Linked DNA regions of Homo sapiens: all the other regions are linked to region 2. Evidence: read pairs that join two places in POLR2A ChIA-PET (ENCODE). Cell type or tissue: OCI-LY7. All regions are shown on one strand. Region 1 overlaps ARMC8 (armadillo repeat containing 8). Region 2 overlaps ARMC8 (armadillo repeat containing 8). Region 3 overlaps ARMC8 (armadillo repeat containing 8).

Region 1 (8,000 bases), 73 kb after region 2:
TTACGCCACTGCACTCCAGCCTGGATGACAGACAAGAGCAAGACTCTGTCTCAAAAAACAAAAACAAAAACAAACAACAAAAGAAAGCAGAAGGAGTTAAAAGTTGAAAGGTATTTGGCTGGAACCACAGATAAAAAAGGAGACTTAGCTCAAGCTTCCCAGTCAATGACATCACAAAAGTTATGCTTCTCAAGAAGGAATGTGCATGCAAATTCCCAGGAGATGTACTTAATGTACAGACTCTGATACTGTAGGTTTGGGGTAGGATCCTGAGTCAGCTTCCAAATGAGGCTGATGCCACTGGTCCACAGACCATACTTTGAGGATCCTCACCAGAGACAACAGAGGACAAAGAAAAAAACTTAAAAGAACACCCTTGTTGGGAGGAATAAGATTTGGGATTTTCCTTGGGAAAAAAAAGAATGCCCAAGATATGTAAAAGCCAAGTAGGAAAACAGAAGGCTGCTGATTCCCTACAAGTAGAATCTCTTCCCCGTTTGTTAGTATAACCCTTTGTGTTTACACAAGTAGTTTAAAAACAAAATGGAAAACTTAGAAAACTTCAAAGAAAGTCAGATACTAAGTGTACAGAAAGAAAAGGAAAATGTCAAGTCGGGGAAGGGGAAATGGGGTTTCACTGGCAAAGGATAGTGAAGCAGGTAGCAGCTAAGATAGAAAAGGCAAATAGGTAGATTAAAAAGCCTCTATTGGGCTCCTAAAGCTATTTCCACCTCCTTCCTTTTCTCTATGTTCTCACATTCCTCACTTTCCCTCAGTTACAACAGCCCCCATCCCATTTCTTCCCATCTGCACCTTTCTGTCAATTGTGTCTATATATCTGCAGATTACAGATGATTAAGGCAAATAACAATTATTAAATATGAAATTTGCCCAAAATCACCCATCTGATAAACACAATTTCAAACTAGAAATCCTGCTGTCTTTTTACTGGACTACCTACCCCATCTCTATTCTACTGCCAGAGTTGCTCAAACAGCTTTTTAAACAGCTGGCCTCTACACACTCCAACTCATGGAAGTCAGTTAATTACACTGAAACACTGTACTAGTTCTTCCCCAATTCAACTCTTCACAAGTTCTCCACTGTCTCTGAGACATAAAATATCGGAGGCATAAAATAGCTGAGGCACAAAATTGAAATCTTTCATAATTTAGATACTCTAAATTTAACCTCCAGGGGTCTCAATTTTCTCATGTAAAACAGCTGGCATAGATCAGAATTTTCCAAATGGTGCACCAGGATCCATTAGTAGGTCATCAATCAGTTTAGAGAGTGAGGTGGAAGGAGTTTAAATAGTTGGCCAGGATCAACTTCTCCCCTTATTATGGGATTGAGGGTAGGTGAGAAACTTCCAGGGTAAAAAAGACAGGTGACTGGCTTACTCTCTTTGCAAACATTACAATATGAACTACAGGAAAATAAACTGATATTAACTAAGCCCTCTATGGGATCCTTTGAGCAGGATGTTTATAGTAAACCAGCAGTTCTCAAAGAAAGTACTTTGAGACCAGCAGCATCTGAGTTACCTGCAAATTTGTTAGAAATGCAAAACCCAAGACTCACTGGATCATAAACTGGAGGTGGGGTCTAGCAAACCCTGTTTAACAAGCCCTCCACGTAATACTAGTGCAACTTCAAGTCTGAGAACGACTACAGTAAACACTCTATAGATTTATGAGGCATGACTCCCTGAAGAATGTCACACAAAACCATGAGGTATAAAATAAAGATGTTAGGCTGGGCGCAGTGGCTCACGCCTGTAATCCCAACACTTTGGGAGGCCGAGGCGGGTGGATCACGAGGTCAGGAGTTCGAGACCAGCCTGGCCAATATGGTGAAACCTTGTCTCTACTAAAAATACAAAAAAAATTAGCCGGTCATGGTGGTGCACACCTGTAATCCCAGCTACTTGGGAGGCTAAGGCAGGAGAATTGCTTAAACCTGGGAGGTGGAGGTTGCAGTGAGTCGAGATCAAGCCACTGCACTCCAGGCTGGGCAACAGAGCAAGACTCCATCTTAAAAATAAATAAAAGAAAATAAAATGTTTCATAATTTAGGTGCTCCCTACTGTGTGAGGTGACCCATAAATCTCACCTACTGACCACCTTATGTATCATTAAGTGCCAGAGGAGTATGTGTCTGATGTAGGAAGGACAGACTAGGGAGCCATGTGACATGTCTCCTCTCCATGCTTGCTTTGCCTATTCCTCGATTACTTACAGTCTTGAAATATTTATAAAGCCTGATTCTGGATAAGATCTCTGACTCCTGTGTGTACAATTTGACAATATGATTCGTTGTGTTAGCTCAGATAATTACAACCACCATTTTTTTAAAGAATGAAAAATGATAGCATAGAAACCAGAGGGCATTACATCTGTGGAACAATGTCATGAAACTTGTCTCAGGATTCTTTCACATACACATACATACATACACATATATACACACACATACACAAACTGACATGTATAGTGAGGCAATGGAAAATATGCTTCTTGCTGTGAACTGTGAATAAGAGTGTTTAAAAATATTGGCCTAACTGTCAGTAAGAAAGCCCCATGTAAAGTGACTGTAATTTACAATAATCTATTGTATATTGAAAAATAGCTAGAAGAGGCCGGGCGCAGTGGCTCACACGCCTGTAATCCCAGCACTTTGGGAGGCCGAGGCGGGCAGATCATGAGGTCAGGAGATCCAGACCATCCTGGCCAACATGGTGAAACCCCGTCTCTACTAAAACCACAAAAATCAGCTGGGCGTGGTGGCACATGCCTGTAGGCCCAGCTGAGTAGCTCGGGAGGCTGAGGCAGGAGAATTGCTTGAACTCAGGAGGCGGAGGTTGCAGGGCCGAGATTCCTCCACTGCACTCCAGCCTCGGTGAGAGAGACACCGTCTCCAAAAAAAAAAAAAAAAAAAGCCAGAAGAAATGAATTTGGGCTGAGCACGGTGCCTCATGCCTTCCTCTCCACTTCTCTAAGTCTTATCCATTATTCAAAACCCAGATTAAATTCTAGCTTCTCTGCAAAGCCTACTCTGCTGGATTTCAACCGAAAGTCAGCTGAACTCCCTATCATTCATCTAGCGTAAAATAAACTTAAGTTCTACATATAGAGAGATAAAAATGGGTCTTTTTAAAAATAGCTTGTAAATTCCTCAAAGTCTGAGACTATCTTTCACTTTCTTACAAAGCTGAGAGCATCTGATATTTGGAAATAAGAAAGAACTCAAATACTTTTTGAGACTTTATTTATGTACTTATTTAGAGACAGTCTCTAAAAGCAGACAGTCTGCCCTGTCGCCCAGGCTGGAGTAGGGTGGTGTGATCTCAGATCACTGCAACGTCTCCTCCTGGGTTCAAGTGATTTTCATGGCTCAGCCTCCCGAGTAGCTGGTGTTGCAGGTATGTGCCACCGTGCCCGGTTAATTTCTGTAGTTTTAATAGAAATGGGAGTTTCACCGTGTTGGCCAGGCTGGTCTCGAACTCCTGGCCTCAGGTGATATATCCATCTTGAACTCCCAAACTGCTAGGATTACAGGCGTGAGCCACTGTACCCAGCGGAGACTTTTATCATTTTTTATTTTTAGTGAGAGGATCTCATTCTGTCACCTAGGCTGAGGTGCAGGGGCACCATCATAGCTTAGTATAACCTCAAACTCCTAGGCTCAAGCAATCCTTCCACTGCAGTCTCATGAGCTAGGACTATAGGCATGAGCCATTGCACCAGGCTAATTTATTTTTATTTTTTTCTTGTAGAGATGGAGTCTTGTTGTCGGGCGCAGTGGCTCACACCTGTAATCCCAGCACTTTGGGAGGCCGAGGCGGGTGGATCACAAGGTCAGGAGTTCAAGACCAGCCTGGCCAAGATGGTGAAACCCTATCTCTCCTAAAAATACAAAAAATTAGCCGGGTGTGGTGGCACGCGCCTGTAATCCAAGCTACTCCAGACGCTGAGGCAGAGAAATGCTTAAACCTGGCAGGGTGAAGGTTGCAGTGAGCCGAGATCGCGCCACTGCACTCTAGCCTGGGTGACAGAGCAAGACTCCACCTCAAAAAAAAAAAAAAAAAAAGAGATGGAGTCTTGTTATGTCACTCTGGTTGATCTTGAACTCCTGGCCTCAAGCAATCCTCCCACCTCAGCCTCCCAAAGCACTGGGATTACTGGTGTGAGCCACCATGACCAACTGAGACTTTTTTACATAACACAGTTATGATGAGTCTGAAGATGCTAAGCAAATTAGGAGTAGGCTGTTGGTGAAATGTAACTAATGTCTCAAATACATCTAAAACTCACTGTATACAGTAGCTCCTCTGGAGTGACAGGACTGGTGAAGATGGTACGCAGGCATCGGAGGCAAGCTTCAATAAACTTCAGGTCTGGGGACAGTAGTCCTATTAACAGAAATGAGATTTAGGACTAATCCTTTCAACCAGTATTTAAAGCACTGCAAACTGATTCTTAACCTTAATTGAGCAAAAATGGCTTCCCTACATACCTTGCAATAAGGCAGGGATAATATGGCAGTCCAGTAGAGACTTGACATTGTTTTCAGTACCCATAGCAAGACTTCCCAACACCACTGCACATTCAGTTTTCAGCTCTGTGCTTGAGGTTTCTTGCTGAAGCAAGTACAACAATCTAAAAAGAAGGAACTTAATAAACGAAGAGACTAAAAAATTTAAACAAGACTCAATGTGACCAAAAAAGGCTGTGCAGTCCACATACTAAAAATATGGTTGGCTGAGTTTATATGAATCCAATGGTCATTTGTTTATCTCATCTGCTAATTAAAGAAACATCTGGAAAAAAAATCTAGAAGAGGTTTTGAAAAAAAGAACTATCATATTCTTAGAGTTTATAAAAAGTGTAAATCTGAAAGTTGTCCACAGATAGTCTCTGTAGAAACAGCGTCATCAGAGTCCATGTCATCTACCACTTCCTGCTGGGTCTCCAAAATATGAAGACTCTCAAATGCCATGTGCTGCCAGATCTTAAACTCAAACTAGAAATGCTACTGCTCTGAATCCAGAGCAGTGGTGCAGTTTGTAGATATCGAGCCTATAGGGAATATTCAGAGCCCTTGTGCAGCTCCTCAAGCAAAGGTAGTTTCTTCTTTCTCCAGCTCTCTCATTTGGAAAAGGAAGAGATCCTCTCATTTCCACTCCAGCCCAGCTTGCCAAACAAATACTCCCCAAACCCTAACCTTCCTCCACTTATAACCATCTACCTTATGTTCTAAGACAGGACCCTCATGCTCCATAAAGCACTATTTATATATACCAAACATAAATCCCCTAAGAAAGGCTGCTGACAGCTTTATAGTTACTAAAGTATATGTTTGAGGTTGGTGAGTTAAAACACTTAAACCATTAATTCTGTATCAAAACCAGAAAATAAGGAGAAAAAAACAAAATAATAAATAATTCTGAATGAAAAGCTAATAGCAATTGCACAGAAAACTTAGCTCTGAGGAGCAAAAGTAAAGAGGAAGTTATGTAACTGTCATTGCCTGCCTAAAGGAAGCTTATTAGGTCATCAAAAGAAGAAATTAAACTTCCTAAACTTCTTACGTTAACTTAAAAAACAGCAAGTTGTAAAAATCAGAAGTTAAAAAATGAAACTGGATTAAAAATCAAGCAGGGTTTTTTTCCTTTAAATTCAAAAAGGTCTTAAGGCTCCTAATAAATTACCCACTCACACAAAAAACTGCCAAGGCTCTAAGGAAATGGAGAAGAAAGTATCAGGCTGTTGTACATTGCATATGTACTTTACGAACCCTTTTGTCATCAGGTCAAAGGTCTTCCTGAGTTTCCAAAATGTATTAACACATTCACTTCTTACTACATTCTCTGTTACTTTATAATTTTTTTCCTTAAAGATAGTTTAAATACTTACATTTATTTTTAAAAATAGGATTTATTTTAAGAATTAGACAGACAATACAGGAAAAATGGGTTCTATAATTGAGAGTAAGAAATACATTAGAAACTAGTATGAATGGCAAGAAAGGGGTGAGACAGCAAACATACCTTGGAACAGCTCCTAAAACAATGAGATTGGCTTTCTGCTTGTTGTTTCCAATTACAGCATTTTTCATGTCTCTGAATTAAGGGGAAGAAAAAATAAAGTATGTTGAGACAGCACTGAAGAAAAATCAAAGATCATTCTACTTCATTATGCAATATCTTAGATTTGACAAAGTAAAAGCACTAACCTTTTTTCACCTAAAGTACTAATGAAGGGATAGAGATAGGTGCAGAGTGAATGTGGGGGCTGTAAAACGGCGTATTGTAGAAAGTGAGAGATATCCTGAGTACTGGCGAAAGACTTCCAGTACAGAATTGAGTTCTTCTAGAAAGGGTACCTACCAATACTTTGGATACAAAGGAATACAGGCCACCCTCACGCTCAGCTCTAAGAGTAGGGAGTGAGTTAAACGAACAACAACAACAACAGAAAAAACAGCCCACAGAACATTAACTCCTTGTTTCAATGATCACACTTTGTTCACTTTTTTTTTTACTTCTTTATATATTATTTCTTACAATTCCATTTTATCTGCTTTATTGTCTTACTAACTGTACTCCTTTGTTATTTTCCAATGCATCTTTTAATTTATCACAGTCAGTCTTCAAGTGATATTAGCCCATTGCACATGTATTTTAAGAGCCTTGCATATGTATTTCCACTTTCCCATTCATTTTTTGGGCTGCTGTTATACAATATTTTTAAATTGCTTAGAAACAACATAATACATTGTTACTATTTTTGCTTAAGCAGCCAGTTATCTCTTAAGGCGATTTAAAAAATAACAAAGAATCTTTTACATTTCTCAGATATTCACAGTATTTTTTATTCTAGCTATACAGAGCTCTATACTTCACCAGGAGCAAAACTCTATTCCACAATAAGAGAACCTCTACCACTGATCACTTGGCTCACAAATTTGTGGTTGGTTCAAAAGGAAATGTAGAGAAAAAATAAATAGCTCAAAATAAACCCAGTACTACTAATAAAATGTTTAAAAAAACTTCCCTGGCCGGGCACGGTGACTCACACCTGTAATCCCAGCTCTTTGGGAGGCCTAGGCAGGCAGATTGCTTGAACTCAGGAGTTCAAGATCAGACTGAACAACATGGCGAAACTCCATCTCTACAAATAATACAAAAATTAGCCAGGTGTGGTGGCACGCACTTGTGGTCCCAGCTACCTGGGGGGCTAAGGTAGGAGGATCACTTCAGCTGGGGAGGTGGAGGTTGCAGTGAGCAGAGATCGCGCCACTGCACCCCAGTCAGGGTGACAGAACGAGACTCCATCTCAAAAAAAAAAAAAAGAAAAAAAAATCAACAAATAAATGTTATAGTCAGCATACATTTCTAACACCAATCATATTTACTGGCATTAAAGAACCTGGTAACGATTAACCCTTGTCTTCAATTGCCTTTTTTGATTATTGCAGAAAAATACTGCAACAACTAGTGATGTGCTAAAAGCAGATTTTCCCTACAAGTTTCTGAATGGCATTTTTACAAGTCAAGCCAAATACTGAGAATGCCTGGTCTTTCTTCCATTAGCTCAGTGCCTGAGGGTAGGGCTTTTTTTCCAGGCCTGACCTATCCCTCTGTAAAGTATCCCTCAGATCTTCTATATGGTTTACAAGAAATAAGTAGCAATTTTTTTGTTGTTGTTTATGGGACTGAACTGAATGAAGTTTACTGAGGTTGTTAGCAAGTTCTGATACATGAATATAAAACTATATGATATCAAAGGATCAATTAGCAAAGTTAAAGTTAGTAAGAGATTTCTAAGCTCCCGCATCCTCATGGATGCCTGTTTTCTTTAGAGGCTTTAGTTCCTAATCATCAGCATATGGACCTTAACCTACCAGCTTGTTGTTCACTTTCATTGTCTTCCTTTCTCTTAATGTGTTCTGCCTATACTAATGTAGAACATTCATTTATCCAGCCCCTACCTACT
Region 2 (8,000 bases):
CTTAATAATAATAATAAAAAAAAAAGTAAAGAAAGAGAATAGTATATACTTTTCTGCCTTATTAAACAGTATGTAGAACGCAGTTTTTTTTCTCTGTCTTTGGGATTTTACAAAATAATTGAACATCAGTTATTACATCCTGTTGTGAGATATAAGTGTCATCTCAGAGGATACTGGGTTATATGAGATGGTGTTTCCCCAACAATAAATCTACCTTATGAATTAAACAATTTTAGAACTTAATTTGGTAACCATGAGCTTGAAAACAGTGCAGCAAGATTGACTATGACACTTCCAGGCACACTGATGCCGAGGCAGATATAAATAGGCTCCAAATGCTTCCTCACACTGCCTGCCCAAGTCACACCAACAGTCATTTAATGCTGCCAGATTTCCCCATCTGCAGTTCTCCATTACCAGGGCATGTTCATAAAGCAATGCTCAGACATTAAATTTGGAACCAGGGTTCATCTAATTTTCTTGACGCATCCCTCCCCCATTTCTCTGGCTTCTGATTCTGGCTGACACTTAAATTTAAAAGCTGAGAGCTCCTAGTGGGGCCAGGTTGCCTTCAGCTCCCACTGAATTGCCTGGCTTAGCCATCCCTCTGCAGTTCTTCCCTGGAGGGACACAGGATTTCAGTAAAAAGTAGCTATTATGACCACTTGGGAATTATTAGCACACAATGCCACCCCCTCTAACGACTTTATTTGTAAATTTGCCAAGTGCCGGCATACTTTTTCCTATCTGAGGAGAAGGCCATTTTCTACACCACGAAGCAAATGCCAGCGTCTTCCTCCTTGCTGGTTTTGTCCATGACTTGAGGTTCTTTAAATGGGCAGTTAGCTCCCAGAGGACATTTTCGTGGGTGCATCACACTTCGTCAGCCTACCACAACACACTCTGTGCTCAGGGGACACACGGATAAGTCAGTCCCCACAGTTGGGAACCAAGGCCAGTGACCTTCAGTAGGCCCTACTGTTTAAGGCCACTGTCCTTCCCAGGACCTCGTGCCACCCCTGGATGGAAACACACATGTCCACAGTGCTCATCGGAACCTGTACAGGATCTCAATGTGCCCAACAGAGCCCTCACTGACAGGACCTGTCAGGAAGCTGGATGCACTATTCCAGATCCCCAGACTCACAGCCCACCATGGGGCTGTGCTCTTCCCTTTGGGAGTGGGCTCAAGAGTGGGGCCCATATGGTCTGTGCCCACTTCACGAGTGGCAAACGACTTGGAGAAGCCCTATGCCTGGGCTTCCACACCACAGGTGTGTGTGGCTCTGAATGAGCTACTTGGAGGGGGTGCACCCAGCTGACAGCCATCTGATCTCCCCAGAATCTGGGAAGCCAAGGATCTTCCAACATTGGTGAGATGAGAGATGGAGCCACCAGGACCTCCCAAAGCAGGGGAGAGAGGGGAAAATGAGGTTGGGGAACTGAGCCTGTCGGCGGGGAGTGTTCTTGTGTCAGTGATGGATGAAGTAGCTGGGCAGGGCAGTGGTAAAGCAAAGTGGGGCACTAGGTGATGGGGCAGGAGTGGGAGGAATGGTGACATGCCCCTTCCTCCCATTACTGGTGACTCAGGGATGCTGTGGGTTCAGCATTGCAGGGCATCTCTAAGAGTCCACAAGTTTCATGGCATAAGGAACAGGGGAATGGGGTGTAAGGGGGTTCCCGAGAGTGGCTCAAATATCAGCCCACTCCCAGAGGATGGAACTCACTGGCGGAGACCCTAGGCCTGGTTTCACACAACAGAAGCAAATATGGAAGTAAAGGATGGGTGCTGTTTTTGGCTTTAAGATCCCTCGGCTCCTGGGTGTGAGTGCCTGACGAGGAGGGCAGGCTGGGCTCCATGAAGTCAAGGAGGGTGGTTTTAAGGACTGGCTCTGGACCTCCACTCAGCCTGAGGGCAGATTGCTTGCCAAAGCCAGGAGCCAGGGGCTGCAGAGATAGAGAAAAGGTGGCTTAGTAGTCCACTCAGTGGCCCTTGGGGGGTTCCCTCAGCCTTCCCTAAAGCCAGATCCTGGACCTTCTCTCATGCTGGAAATAAACATGTGCCTCTCTGCCCAGTAAACAGGCAAGGGGCAGGATGGGGACAGCACCAGTTCCTACCCCAGGTGGCAAGAAATTGGAACCGTTCTGTCAGCCCTCCATCAAGATCTGGGGTGGGAGTCCCCCTTCCCTCCTTAGACCTCACTTCCAAGTTTTCCTGTGGTAGTTATGGGAAACAGGGGCCTGCTTGGCCCTGCTCCTACTCTCTTCGCCTTACCTTGGGTCCTCTCAGAGGTTCCCACCATGATTATTCCCTCTCTTGCTAGCCACCTCATCATCCTCCCGCCACTCTGGCGCAGGTGTCCTTGGCTTTGTTTCCAGTGAGGCCTTGAGATAGGAGATGTGCCTACAATTCAGAGATGGGAAAAGGTGGCAGTGCGTAGTAGACGAAGAGCACCTGTGTGTCCTTGCAGAGGGATAGCAAGCTCTTGCATACTGTGGTAGTGGAGATGCAAGCTGGTGGTAGTGGAGATGGGGCATACCTAAGGAGAAGAGGATGGAGGGGGTGGACATGATATTGGGGATGGGATATCTTGTGGCTGGGAGTGGCCACCTGTGAAGGGTCTGCTGGCCTTCAGAAGGAGGCCAAAAAGAGAGGGGTCCCCAGACTGCTGCAGATGCCTCTGGGAACCACACTTACCTTAAGGCACTGGGTCCCACTCTGAAATGCAAAGCCACTTCCCAGCCCTTCATTTACCAAGAATCACAGGTTCCAAAAGCGTGTACACATTATCTTCTGATGTTTCCTAATGTTCTAGACATTTGGAAAACAGACTCCTTTTTAGAAGTTGCCATGATTTTTCTTGGCTTTTATTAGCATGTGTTAAAATCATATTATCCAAACACTACCAGAAGAACATGTATTGTTCTGAATAAAGTGCTTAAAGAAAAAAAAATGCAACTTATTAAATTGGACATTCTTTTCTAGTTCATAAATTTTGGATTACAATCAGGGCACAAAAGGAGAAACAGAATGCAGTATTAGAGCGAGAAGCTTAGTTAAGAACTTGGGTGTAGACACAATACCATGTCCACTCTTCCCACTTCCTTGCTGACTGAACACTGCACCTGCATAAAGCAGCAAACAGCTTTGTTTCAATAAATACATTTCCCTTCATTCAAATCAGAAAAGTTAATTATAGTAAAGCATTTTTAATTTGACCATCTGTTTATACCCACAGGCAAAATTTATCCACAGAGTTTAAGTGTGAAAGTGTTATTTCATTGGGCCTTCAGCTTTCTAATGCTATTTGGGTTCAAGATTGTCTCAGCAATTCATTATTGGTTTCTTTATATTTACCTAGTACTATTTAATACCAACACTATAGTGTTTTGTGTTAAAAATGCCAACCAAGGATATTTTCACAGTTCTAGAAACGAGTGGGCCTGAGGCTTTCTTCCCAATAAACTAAGTTTTCTTTTAACTGGGTTTCTCACATTAGCACTCTGATATCTGCACAAAACCAAGTCCTGTTGTGACAGATTTTAAAATCGGTGATGTTCTGAAAAAATAGTAACTTGGAAGTCTCTGTGTTTGAATCTTGGGTGGTCATGTTGAGAGCAGGAAAAATTGCATTAAATACATTTTTAAAACATTCATTTGCAACCAAACATTTAAATCTTCCAAGGAACGTGCAGGGTGGTGATAGGGCAGCTGCAGTGTGAGCAACCCCATCAGGAGTGGCTGGTGGGTGGGCTTGGAGCTCCATCAGTGGCACACACTCACCGCAAGCTTCTGGACCGCAGACCTTGCATCCTGGTTGCGAAGCCTTTGACCTTCTTTTAGCAAAGAGAAAAGGTAGGCTGCTTCTACCTTCAAACAGTCAAGAGCAACTTCTGTTGAGTTCACCTTGCTGCTGACCCAGAAGTTGGAGCAGGGGCCAAGCTAAGGGGTGCAGAAAGGCTAACAGTACTTGCTGTAAAAAGAAGTCATCTTCAGTCATCCTGGGGAGATTCCCTTGCCCCTCTCTCAACTTGAGTGCTTTTAGCTTCATGCAGGAAAGATTTTAGTTGCATCTTTTATTAAATTTCAATCTCGTTTTACAAAAGCATACCAACTAGCAGTCCTGAGCAACTAGTATGAAATTTGCTGAATACAGCTAACAGAAAGCTTTCTAAACTATCCTGTTCTTTGTTTCTTTCTACAGGGGTGTCTGTAGAATATTCTTTAGTTTCACAGTGATATATGCTGTTTCAGGAAGCACAAGGTATTCTGTTTCTGGGAAGTGATGACCTACTTTTAGTTTGAGCACAAGTTTCCATGACTGGTTCTAAATCTGGCCAGATATTGCTAATACCAATGACAGGAGTTAGGGCAATTGGGAGGCTCTTGGTCCCCAGTTCCTGTCAAGGGTAAGCCCATCTGGGTCATGGCTGGGCTTTCACTATCAGTAGTTATATTTCCCTTTGATGCTTCAAAAAGCCTATGGTGAATCTGTTGCCTCACTTTACTTCTCCATTTGACTTGGAAGCCTGAGAACTTACTGAATTAGGATGAAAAAAGGCTCTGTACCTGCTAATATTGACGGCAGTAAGATGCTAGCTTACTATTTTGCACAGCACCATGTATAGTGCCTGTTAATCAGGCCAACTATAGCCAACTTTTTCTTTTTTTTTCTTTTTTTTTATATAAAGAAAATCTATGTAAGTTGAGGTTCAGAAATGCATATATTTTTTACTTACAAATATTCATCTGACCAAAATTCAACATAACCTTTATGGAACACTTAACAATTGTTTTGTTTTTAAAATAACATTTCATTCAAACTGTATATAATTCAGTAAAGTTTTTTATACAGCAAGCAATGCTTAAACCCTGGAAAATCTGTAGAAAAGAGATTTTCACACAAAATAAGAAAAGAAAAATCTGAGGTATCCCTCACACACACACATCCATTCATTCTGGCCCATGTACGTGCACATACACACGCATGCCTGTGTGTTCACACAGACATATTCATTCTCACTCACAAAGTGGCTGCAGCATAGGCAAAAATTGTAGGTCCAAAGGAAAATGATTGATTGTTCTAATAAAGAGTCCGAGTAGCTCAGAAAAAAAAACCAAAACAAAACACAAGAGTCTTCTGAGGAAATTACTACCTCAAAAAAATGTTCTCAAGATGAATTTGAGATCTAAGCCTACTAAACTGCTTTTGCAAAACAGCTCCCTGCAGTCCAAGGTGACTTGTGCAAATAGAAGGAATCAAATGAGGCTGGTTCCTGTACTTCCTTAAACAAGGAGGTGGGATGCTCGCAGGTGCCCAGGGGCACTCCCATCATGCCAGGTACTGCTGCAGTGCCATCTTTGCCCTGAAATCACAAAATTCCTGTTAGCCATCATCTCAGAATTGTAATTGGGGTAAAAAACCCTATGGTTCAATGATGATAGCTGGGGAAGTCTAAAAAAGTAAATCTCCAGAGGGAATTGGGGTGAGCCCAGGTGGGCACCTACCTTAAGGGGAAGAGATCTGCAGTGGGTAGACACCTGAAATCTACTCTGGCTATATTCTTCTTCCTGTGGATCTCTCAGAGGGCTGTTCCTGCACTTAAACCTGCTGCAGCTCAGTGACATTCCACAGTCCCTGGTATGTGCTGACATTCTATGTTTTCTTTTGTCACTGGCATATAGTTGTGATAGGTCTTACATTCTTTACTTTTTCTTACTGCCATGTAGGTTTTATGCAGTGAGGCACAACACTAGGGAGAACACTTAGGGTTCTGGGAAGCAAATAAGAAAACTGACCGAGGAAATGGTGTTGAGGTGATTAGAAGGTGCATGGAAGGGGCCAAGAGCCCATGGGATGAGGCTGTCTTATGCTTCACATGCCTCAGAACCGTGGAAGAAGGCTACAATTTCATCTTGTTCTTCTCATCACACCTGATGACACCATAACTGATCAATGTGAGATGTGTGTTGTTACGGTGATGGGGGAAGAAGGTGGCCAGGTGGAAAGGAAAAGATAGAATGTAGGCCGGGTGCTGTGGCTCACACCTGTAATTCCAGCACTTTGGGAGGCTGAGGAGGGCAGATCACCTGAGGTCAGGAATTCAAGACCAGCCTGGCCAACACGGTGAAACCCTGTTTCTACCAAAAATACAAAAATTAGCCGAGTGTGGCAGCGGGCACCTGTAATCCCAACCACTTCGGAGGCTGAGCCAGGAGAATGGCCTGAACCTGGTGGGTGGAGGTTGCAGTGAGCTGAGATGGTGCCATTGCACTCCAGCCTGTGCGACAAGAGTGAAACTCCATCTCAAAAAAAAAAAAAGAACAAAAAACAAACAAAAAAACCCAAAAAACAAACCAAAAAATAATGTGAACAGTGACTTAATCTATCCTGATCCTTGTAAAAGTGGCCTCCTTTGAGGTGGGCCCAAGGAGGCCTCCTTTACTATTCCTATCACAAACATGGTAAAGTTTCTAAAGAGGCTGTAATCGTGGGAGTTAGGAAGTCAGGTTTCAGCAATGGTCTCTTCTAAGCTATGGAAAGAAAGTCTACAATGTTCAGGTACAATAGCTGATCAAACTAATACCAAGTAGACTATGCATACAATAAGCTGGATTCAAGTGCAGTTTCTGCAGTAATGGACACAACAGTTTTTTAAGTGGTATACTAAGGTGTATTCTTGCAATTATATAAGACTCTAAAGATGATATTGTGAATAGTCCAATCCATCAGAACAGAAAGCTCTAGAAAGATTATCTCCAAGTTATGAGCAAGTAGGGTTCTACAAGGACATTTTCAGAAACAAGTTTATGAATGATGCCACAGACCATCCACCTGACTCCCCAAATACTTAAAGAGGCTGAGAAGAACAGTTCTGATGGAGGCGGGAGCTCTGGGACCCTGCAACCCTGAAGCCCTCCAAGCCTGGGTGGAGAGGGCTGGTTAGCAATAGCTTCTCATCTGTAAGCATCTGAAAGTCAAAGGATCAAAGTCTTAACGACAAAAGGAACCTGAGAGATATATTCTTCAGGTGATAGACCTTACTGTACTTAACTGAGGGTCTTGATTGAAATTCTGTATTGCTCTTTAAATCTGCCAAATTCAAACTCCTTCTGGATCTTATTCAGAGGTTGGCTAGGTTTGATTATTTTGGGTCTCAGAGACTGTACCTTTATTGTCTTTCTACTGTCATTATCTAAGGAGTCTTTTTAGAAGAATGGTTTTGGAGGCAAGATCACCCTTTCTTAGATGGACTCAGGTTGGGTAGCTCAGACCTTGATTCTATTATTTTACGGTTTACGTTTAAGAAGAGCTAAAAACTTATGTGAAAACAGCACCAGAGTGGTCTAAGCAAGCAGGCTAAACCTATCCCACTTGATGCTGGTAAGGCCTATCCTACCATCCTATGTCATCCTTGAGATGATTTTAAGTAAAATTTGTTTTTACTTCTGAATAAATATGAGATAAAACCCCCAGTGAACAACCTGGCTCTCAGGTAGAAAAGATGGGCTGACAGAGCCCACTGTTTATGCCAGCAGCTGTGGAGGTGGAGGTTCCAGTCCTCAAGGTACAAGCTCAGATCCAGCCTTCAGCATGTGGATGGACTTGACTTTGATGGTACACTCATCTGACCAGCAGCCTTGGGCTGCAGTTTTTTAGTTCTTCTTCCTCTTTTCTTTTTTTTTTTGAGACAGTCTTGCTCTGTTGCCTAGGCTGGAGTGCACTGGTGCAATCTCGGCTCACCACGATCTCTGCCTCCTGGGTTCAAGTGATCCTCCTGCCTCAGCCTCCCCAGTAGCTAGGACTACAGGCACGTACTACCATGCCCTGCTAATTTTTGGAGTTTAGTAGAGACGGGGTTTCACTATGTTGGCCAGGCTGGTCTCGAACTCCTGACCTCATAATCCGCTTACCTCGGCCTCCCAAAGTGCTGGGATTACAGGCGTGAGCCACCGCGCCCAGCCTAGTTATTCTTCTTTAGCCTACAGGATGGTAAGC
Region 3 (8,000 bases), 51 kb after region 2:
CAATATTATACAATGCAGGTAGTTCAATCAGTCTATGCAGAATTGAGTAACTGATCTTAAAAATCAGACACTAATTGGAAAAATACTTTATATCAGTATATATAACCTTGCAAATAGGTTGATTCCTGAAAGGTTAATTTCTATAAACCAAATCATACTTTTATCCTTAGAAAACCTGGTCCAGATTCACACGTGTGAATGATACAAACTTTAAAAAAATCATACATCTAGAAAGATAAAAACTCTATATTTTCTAATTAAGAAATAATGGTCAAAATTATTTTGAAATGAAGCAAGTACAATACCATAAAACATGTTTTCTTTGATTGATAGCCAAGCAAGCAGAAGACAAGCCCTCAGGATTGCCTGCCTCTTGAAAAAATGGGAATTTCCTGCATTTTTCTCTATGCTAAGTATAACAGTGAAACCCCTGACTATATGACCAGAGGTATATTTTCTCCATTTCAAATTTCCTGTCTTTACACACAGACAGAATTGCTAGTGAGGTTAGGAAAGTTCCTAATGCAGACAAGAGCATATAAGATAATGGGTGCTTAATAATGCAATATTGCTCATTCATCCATTTGTCTGTGTGTTCATTTTTTCATTCATTCATTCATTCATCAATTATTTATTAAGTGTCAACTATGCACAGACAGTGTTGTAGATGCTGGGAATACATTAATGAACAAAACACAAATAAATCCCTGCCCTCATGGAGCTTACATTCTAGTTCCTCGAAAGAAATCTCCAGCTAAAATATACGTATTCAAATTGAAGCAGAAAACTTTCCCCAAGGCTCCATTAGTCAGGTGCCCCAGGGGAATGAAGGTTACAATACGTACTTAACATTTGCAATGTGTTTACTTTTATCAAAAATAAAACCAACATCCTGGTTAGTATACCAATTTCCTTGAATTTTAATTTACACTTTACTTCTAATTTCCCTTAATTTTCACTAACATTTCTAACAAGTTCTACTAGTTACTTGAAGAGTAAGAGAGGATAATCCTTTTTCAACTTCCAACTTAACTGGTGATCGACAGGTCCTAATCAAGTGATGGTCTTCATAACAGCAATTATTTGTCATAGAAGAATCTATCTCAAAATTACAGGATTGTTTGCCACTGCTGCCTCTTCTGACTTAATCACTGACTGGGGATGCCAGTACTTGAAATAGTTTGTTGATCTATTTTGCTTCGTATCTTAACTTCTTCCATTTTTAATATCCCATTAACTGGACTTCTGCTTCCTAATCAGCATTAATATATGGTAAAGGCTATCATTAGAAACTAGATTTTCCTTTTGGCAGAGATGAGAGCTAATTTTTACTTGGCATTGCTGTCATTGCAGTTACTGCTAATGTGTTCTGGACCCTTCTTCCACTGAGCTCTCAATTCCTGCCTATGCTCTTACTCTCTCTAACCAAAATCCATTCAGAGTCAGGATCAATTATTACAGGTAGCTTGAATTCTTCTAAGTTTAACACGGCCAGGCCACAACTGTTGCCAGGCTCAGTGATCCTCCATCTTTTCTGGGGCTTCTTCTCCCTCTTCATGTCACAGTCAATGGTAGTATTTTTCACTCTCACCTGCACAACTCTTTCCACCAGCACCATCCTCCTTCACTCTAGCTGACAGGACACCACAATAAATTAAGAAATTTTCAAGTATGCCATAGAGTAATAAAGGATGCAACACTCGGAATTAGAATACCAATTTTGCTCCATGCAGGATAAAGGTCCAAACAAATTAAAGAAAAAGTCACTCTGTGTACGATTTCTGCATTTTCATTTCTATATTTATTCAACAAATATTTATTGAGTGCTTATTAAGTTCCAGGGAATGTTATACAGTTGGTTTATTTTAGTGGGAATACACCAACACTGCTTCAAAGCAGGGGTGGTAAATCTCTGATCTACAAGTCACATTCCATCTTCAGCTTAATATTCTCTGGCCCAAAGAGAAGGTATCAAGAAATGAAAACACAGCAGACCTTTAGAAGTCTTTAGAAGCAGTAAAAGAGACACAATTATATGAAGAGAGGCCAGCGTCCTTCTCCTTTACTACTGTGTATACCTCTCATTGTCTCTACTTTGCTTATTTTCTCTTCTTCATTCTGCCTCCTTTCCTTAACTGGCCATAATAGGGCACTAGAATACATGTTATTTACCGAATGTATTGAATTATGTTCTCATTTTTAATTTAAATGGCAGACCAACTGAACATTTCATGTTTTTCTCCTGAAACAAACAAACTTTTTGTTGGTTTTTGAGGGGGAGAAGTAGGGATTGAGGGAAGTAGATCTACAGTCCTTTAAATTTCTTTCAGAGACTCTCCACTCATTAACTCAGTTTCTCTACTTATTGACTCAGTTAACTGAAATTCCATCTTGGCAAGCATAAACATTGCATTTTAAAAAAATCAAACAATAAACATTGTACTTTAAGGATCTACACAAAAAATACAGTCAAGTTCATAAGACATAAGTGTAAACAAGAAATAAATATTTCATGGAGAAAGTAAATAAAAATCTACCCAAATAATTATTTCAACAACAAAAAAGGAAAAGAAATGCACTCAAAAGAAAAGTGCTACTATTTATCATTTTTTATACACTGAAAATAAAATTTTTCCACGCCTATGGCCAGTCTTCAAGTAGATTTTATCACAAAATTACTTTATAGTTTCCATTTTACAATTTATCTCTTCAGTAGTTACTATGAACTGTAAATTATTCAAACACTTAATTTCCCAGAAATTAAATATCTTCCTTAAAATGCTATATAAGCCCCATTACATAATATCACAGTATCTTTGCTTTACCACACAAAAAACTATAATTAATAATTATAACTTTTTCTTTATTTGTCATCTTTCTACAGAAACGATCAGGAGTTAGCCTTACCAGGAAATTATACACATTATGAATACAAGTTTTAATAGACTACTGATTAGACTGTCATGTTGCAGGTATTTCTAGAACATGATATCACAAATTAAGCCATTAATTCCAAAACAGTTTATTAACAAAAAAGTACAAAGAAGTACAAATGGACATCCTATTTCCCATTGTGGTCCATCTGTCTATCTACCTTTCAGTCCATGAGATGGTTTTTTAGAGCTTTAAGAATGGGTAAAATACTTCTCCTGTTTCTAATGGGCCCTAATAACCATCCTAAACCAAATAATTGTGTATTTAAGTTACACAGTCCAATTTTTTAAAAATGTTCAAATCTATTGTTATAAAAGCCTCTCCCCTTGCAATACACCAACGTACCCAAACTGAACATTGGCGTCAACATCCATAAATCATATATATATCACTAGTATGTTTGCTTTGAAATAACAGTTTATAAGTGAAAACTTAGATGTACCAAAAATGATTTTCATAGGGATACACTAAAAACACTTCAAGTCAAAGTATCTTGTTAACTGAAATAAAGTGAGGTACATGGAAACATTCAATTTATTAGTTGTGCTTTTTGCATTGATTTTAAATCAAAGCTACTCACACATCAAATCTTATTGCTATTACTTCAGTTTCTTCAAGAAATGGTTCCTTTTCAAGTTATTTCAACAAATGTAAGGTTGTTCCATACTCCTCTTTCTACAGGCCTGAAGAACTTCTCTGAATCATGGTAAACTCTAATACTTTGTGATTTCTCTCACAGTGCTCCTTAAAATACTAATGCAGATGGAGAGATTTAGTAAATCATCATGTTCAGTAAATAATGACTAATTTGCTCTTTCTGCTATGGCTCCTCAAGACAGAACATGTGGTTTTGCTCTCTGATGGTCTTGAAAGCCTTGTGTAGAATTTATTAGGTTATACATGTTTTTGAGTGGTAAGTTCCAGCTTTTTGGTTTGTGGAAGGAGCCAAGTCAGAGCTTACTTACCACTATACTCCTCATCTAGAAGTATTCTCATCAAGAACATGAGTTCAGTGTTAGACTAGGCTTTAGTAACATAAGGGTGCTATACCAGTGCATACATTTTCTGGGGAGCTGGAAAATTCAGATGACCACTCACTAAACATAAAATCATCATTCCACAAAGATTTTATTCACATTAAACTTGCACAGTAGCAAAAAAAATCAAAACATAAAACTAAGCCACATATCAAAGAACAATATACAATAGAGATTTGAATTTCTCAATAGCATTGGAAGGTATTTCCATAAATAACATTTACAATTCTAATGTTAGGACTTTCAAGGTGTCTGAAGCTTCACAGTGCTAGAATTGATTTTTATCAGAACACATGCAAAAATGTGCAACATAATAATTCATATTAATGACACAAAAAAAAAGCACGCCAGTTATTTGTCATTCCAGCACGGCCATGCCACTCTATGTTCTAAAAACAAACAAACAACCCCCCAAATCCGGGTCCCATTCATTCTTCAATTATGCCTTTAGTCACTCTGCTTTATTATATTCAAACAGTCACTGTTAGTGCTCTTCACCACGACTTTCAGGTTGACGTCACTCCCTGCCTGCTGGCTGTCAGGACTGGGGGACGCCCCTCTCCCAGACTCACCTTCTTCCGGATGTCTTCATCATTTGCTCCAAGAGAGGCATAGAGCTTGAATGCAGCCTGGCGGAGTTCGTGAGCATGTTTTAAATCATGATCAAGCTATGGGGAAAAAAAGGATATGTTCCAACTCAGTCCATAAATTCAACTTTCAATAACATTAACTGAGTTGAAGAAAAAAAAAGTTTACAACTTTTAGATTTTAGTGAATTTCCCAGTCATTAACTACATTTCCCAGTTATTTTTGGATTCTGTTCACATAGCACTGAGACTTTGCAGTGTTCGTATCAATGTGACCTAAAATGCACACAATATGCTTCCATTTAAAAGTGAACACTATATTTGACACTGATATATGAAAAACCATTGTGAATCTCTGACTCCGAAAAATTCAGTGTTCCTAAATGGTAGCTTTACTGGCACTAATGCTTGCTTGCAGCAGCTCTTTGAAATGTTCTCCTTCAAAAGAAGGCACACCTGGACTTCTCTAGCCCCAGACTACAGCTGATAACCTGAATGAAATCGCAACAATGTCTTTAGGAGGGTTCCCTTAATTTTCTGAAACATTAAGAGTAGTGCTGGCCTAATTTTGGCATTTAAAAAGCTTTTAGAGGCCGGGCGCGGTGGCTCACGCCTGTAATCCCAGCACTTTGGGAGGCCGAGGCAGATGGATCATGAGGTCAGGAGATCTAGACCATCCTGGCTAACACGATAAAACCCTGTCTCTACTAAAAATACAAAAAAATGAGCTGGGCGTGGTGGCAGGCGCCTGTAGTCCCAGCTACTTGGGAGGCTGAGGCGGGAGAATGGTGTGAACCCAGGAGGCAGAGGTTGTAGTGAGCCGAGATCGCGCCACTGCACTCTAGCCTGGGCAACAGAGCGAGACTACATCTCAAAAATAAATAAATAAATAAAAATAAATAAAATAAAAAGCTTTTAGAAACAGAGAACCCATTGTGAAAATGCTTAACAAACCGTATACTATGGTAACCATTATTATCTATTACAGTTATCTGAGATTTATGTTGGGTATGGGTTTTTTCAAGAACATTATCAAAATTATCAGCATGAAGCAATTAATGGTATCTTTAAACATGCATAACTAATTATCAACTCTTCTATAAACTTGATCACCAAACTACTGTAAAGATAAAACAGAAGCATATTTTCAGGATACTTTCAATGACTGACTATGACCAAGTAACTATACAAAGTCTACCAATAATATAAATAACCTCGTAACTAAAAGCCTTAATGTAATCATCCAAATGAATACCACTTTTCCCAAAGAAGTTACTTTGGAAAGGTTCACTCATCCAATGATGTAGGTGTTGTTCATAACATTCTGAGACCCTCTTTTGAAACTTCCTAAAGAGCTAACTGGTATTATTAGCTAGAAAACACTGACAGTGGTATAGCTTGATCAATGATGAGACTTTTAGTTGTCACTGACTGTGTGTGAAGATGGAGAAATTCAGTTGGGTAATATAACGTAGGTAACAAAAAATTCCACAGAAAGCAAAAGACAATATATATATTTTACATATATATATAATTTGGGGTGGCTCTGAAGGCAATTCTTAATAGTTCCAAAACTTCTGTTCAAAGCAGACACTGATGGATTATAGGAAGAACTTCCCAATACAGAATACTCACTTTGATAAGTTCTAAAAGTATCTACTCTTAAAGTCTTAACTACATTCTAGTCATAAATTAAGATATAATACTGACTTGAACTAACATATCATGAAAATCACAAATTTATTAACATGTGAAGATTTCTCTTTACGGGTCTAGTGTCTATACTTTTCGGGTCAGAAACCTTTGGATAATCCATCATCAAAAATAAAGATGACAAAACAAACTATTACTCAAGTTTGGTATTACGATGTCATTTTTAAGGATTATTGTTGTTACAGTTTTACTCTGATGGAAATGAAATGGAAAAACTAACAGAAGGGATAATCTACGTACTAGTTAAATGATTTGCATATGCATAGGCTACATGTTCTTAAAATTGTTTCCTTACTCTCATGGCCATCAAAACATTTTATTTGCCTTCCTGGGGTGGTCAACTCAGGGCGTTCATGAGGCAGTAGCTAAGGGTTGCTCATGTATCTTTGTATTGGTAAGATACAGTGTCAGTGTGAAAAAATGACCAGAAGGAAAACAGACAAGGCAACTGGTTAAATGTATGTAACCCATCACTTCTACTGGAAAAACACCACTACTGAAAGAAGAGCAGACACATAAGTTTAATACCCAGAGAGTAGAGTACATTACTAATACAAATACCAGTGAAGGTTATTTTAGGCCCTTCTTAAGACAGAGTAAAGATATACCCTTAATAGTTTGCTTTATTTTCAAAGTTAAAAGCCAAATGAACAACTGCCTACCAAATGAGGTTTTTTGAAACTCAAAAGCATGAGGGAGAGGTCAAAAGGAGAATAGTTACCATTGGAACCACTGGCATGAAAAATACAGTTACATTCATGAAACAGTACTGGCTACTAATTAAGAGGCAATGTTCTCTCTACCATGACCTCCTTGAATAAACTTTCTCTTACAGAATGTTCATCTCCTATGCTTAAAGAAATGGATAGGGCAAACAGGCTGAGATGCAACAAGTCAAAATAAATACCGATCTATTCTAAGGAACTTAGGTTTTCAGAAAAAGCACAATTTGGCCTTTTTGGTCCCAAATTCAAGATTAAATGATGCTTTAGCTGTCACTAGCAGGCCCAAAGCACAGTATGAAACTGGGAAAAAGAGAAGATAGGGAAAGGTAACAAAATAGACTGTGGTGGAAAGTAACATGGGACAACTTAGTCTCCTGTAACAAAAAGATTACTCCTGACCTAAAGAATGAGAATGTAACAACAGAGATGATTCCATGACCAAGAATAAGATTATACGGTTATGTCAATACCCAGCTTGGAGAATCCACTACTTTTGAGGTTTAGTTGGGGAGTTAGGATGCAATTTTCTTTATTGCTTATCTGCTCAGTAAAAACTTTCTGACAATAAACATTAAACAACTTGGATTCAAAAATTCACAAAGCAATATTATCTATGTTACCAAAGATAAAAGAACCTTTATTTAAAAGGGCTTTAAGCTGTAGTTATCAATTGGTTCAAAACTGTGAACAGTAAGAAAAACTTTAGAAAAATCTCCCTTGAGCTGCTAAAAAAGGAAAATAACATACCCTTTTAATATCAGTGATGGCACTCACTGAGCTGGGATACTTGAAATAATCAGCAAGCATGGCAATGAGGTGATCAGTTATGCTAGCGATTCTCTGTAGCTCAACATCTGGTTCAATCAGATAGGCAAGTGTCTCAGCTCCTTCAACTCTCTCCTCTAGTAATCTCTCCTTACTGCACATTCGAACCAAACAAGGTAATGTCTGAAAGGTAGTGAGATTAATTATTTGCTTTTTGGTAAAGGTAAAAGCTTAAGCAT

The links. ChIA-PET counts read pairs that join two places held together with the same protein. Peaks named below come from ENCODE experiments on the same cell type or tissue, not always from the same donor. Only the 100,000 strongest peaks of a DNase experiment are listed, where the experiment ranks them.
Region 1: POLR2A ChIA-PET joins it to region 2 with 9 read pairs; 2 of 35 experiments call an interaction of 5 or more read pairs at or near these places.
Region 3: POLR2A ChIA-PET joins it to region 2 with 5 read pairs; 3 of 35 experiments call an interaction of 5 or more read pairs at or near these places.

Annotation. Positions count from the first base shown.
Region 1 is chr3:138,220,050-138,228,049 of GRCh38, reverse strand. It overlaps ARMC8 (armadillo repeat containing 8), which reads right to left. Exons shown (of 22, transcript NM_001363941.2): 3 at 6,053-6,124; 4 at 4,519-4,661; 5 at 4,317-4,414. Among named protein-coding and RNA genes, the nearest start is that of ARMC8, 37 kb to the right of the region's middle. In OCI-LY7, no CTCF peak of the experiment used is centred here; no DNase peak of the experiment used is centred here.
Region 2 is chr3:138,293,226-138,301,225 of GRCh38, reverse strand. It overlaps ARMC8 (armadillo repeat containing 8), which reads right to left. Exons shown (of 22, transcript NM_001363941.2): 22 at 2,853-5,367. The coding sequence ends at 5,334. NME9 (NME/NM23 family member 9) reads left to right here. Exons shown (of 11, transcript NM_001349018.2): 11 at 1-227. Among named protein-coding and RNA genes, the nearest start is that of NME9, 33 kb to the left of the region's middle. In OCI-LY7, no CTCF peak of the experiment used is centred here; DNase peaks (open chromatin) are centred at 3,115 and 4,425; H3K4me3 peaks cover 1,828 bases; H3K27ac peaks cover 2,600 bases.
Region 3 is chr3:138,241,727-138,249,726 of GRCh38, reverse strand. ARMC8 (armadillo repeat containing 8) reads right to left here. Exons shown (of 22, transcript NM_001363941.2): 11 at 7,744-7,944; 12 at 4,544-4,639. Among named protein-coding and RNA genes, the nearest start is that of ARMC8, 58 kb to the right of the region's middle. In OCI-LY7, no CTCF peak of the experiment used is centred here; no DNase peak of the experiment used is centred here.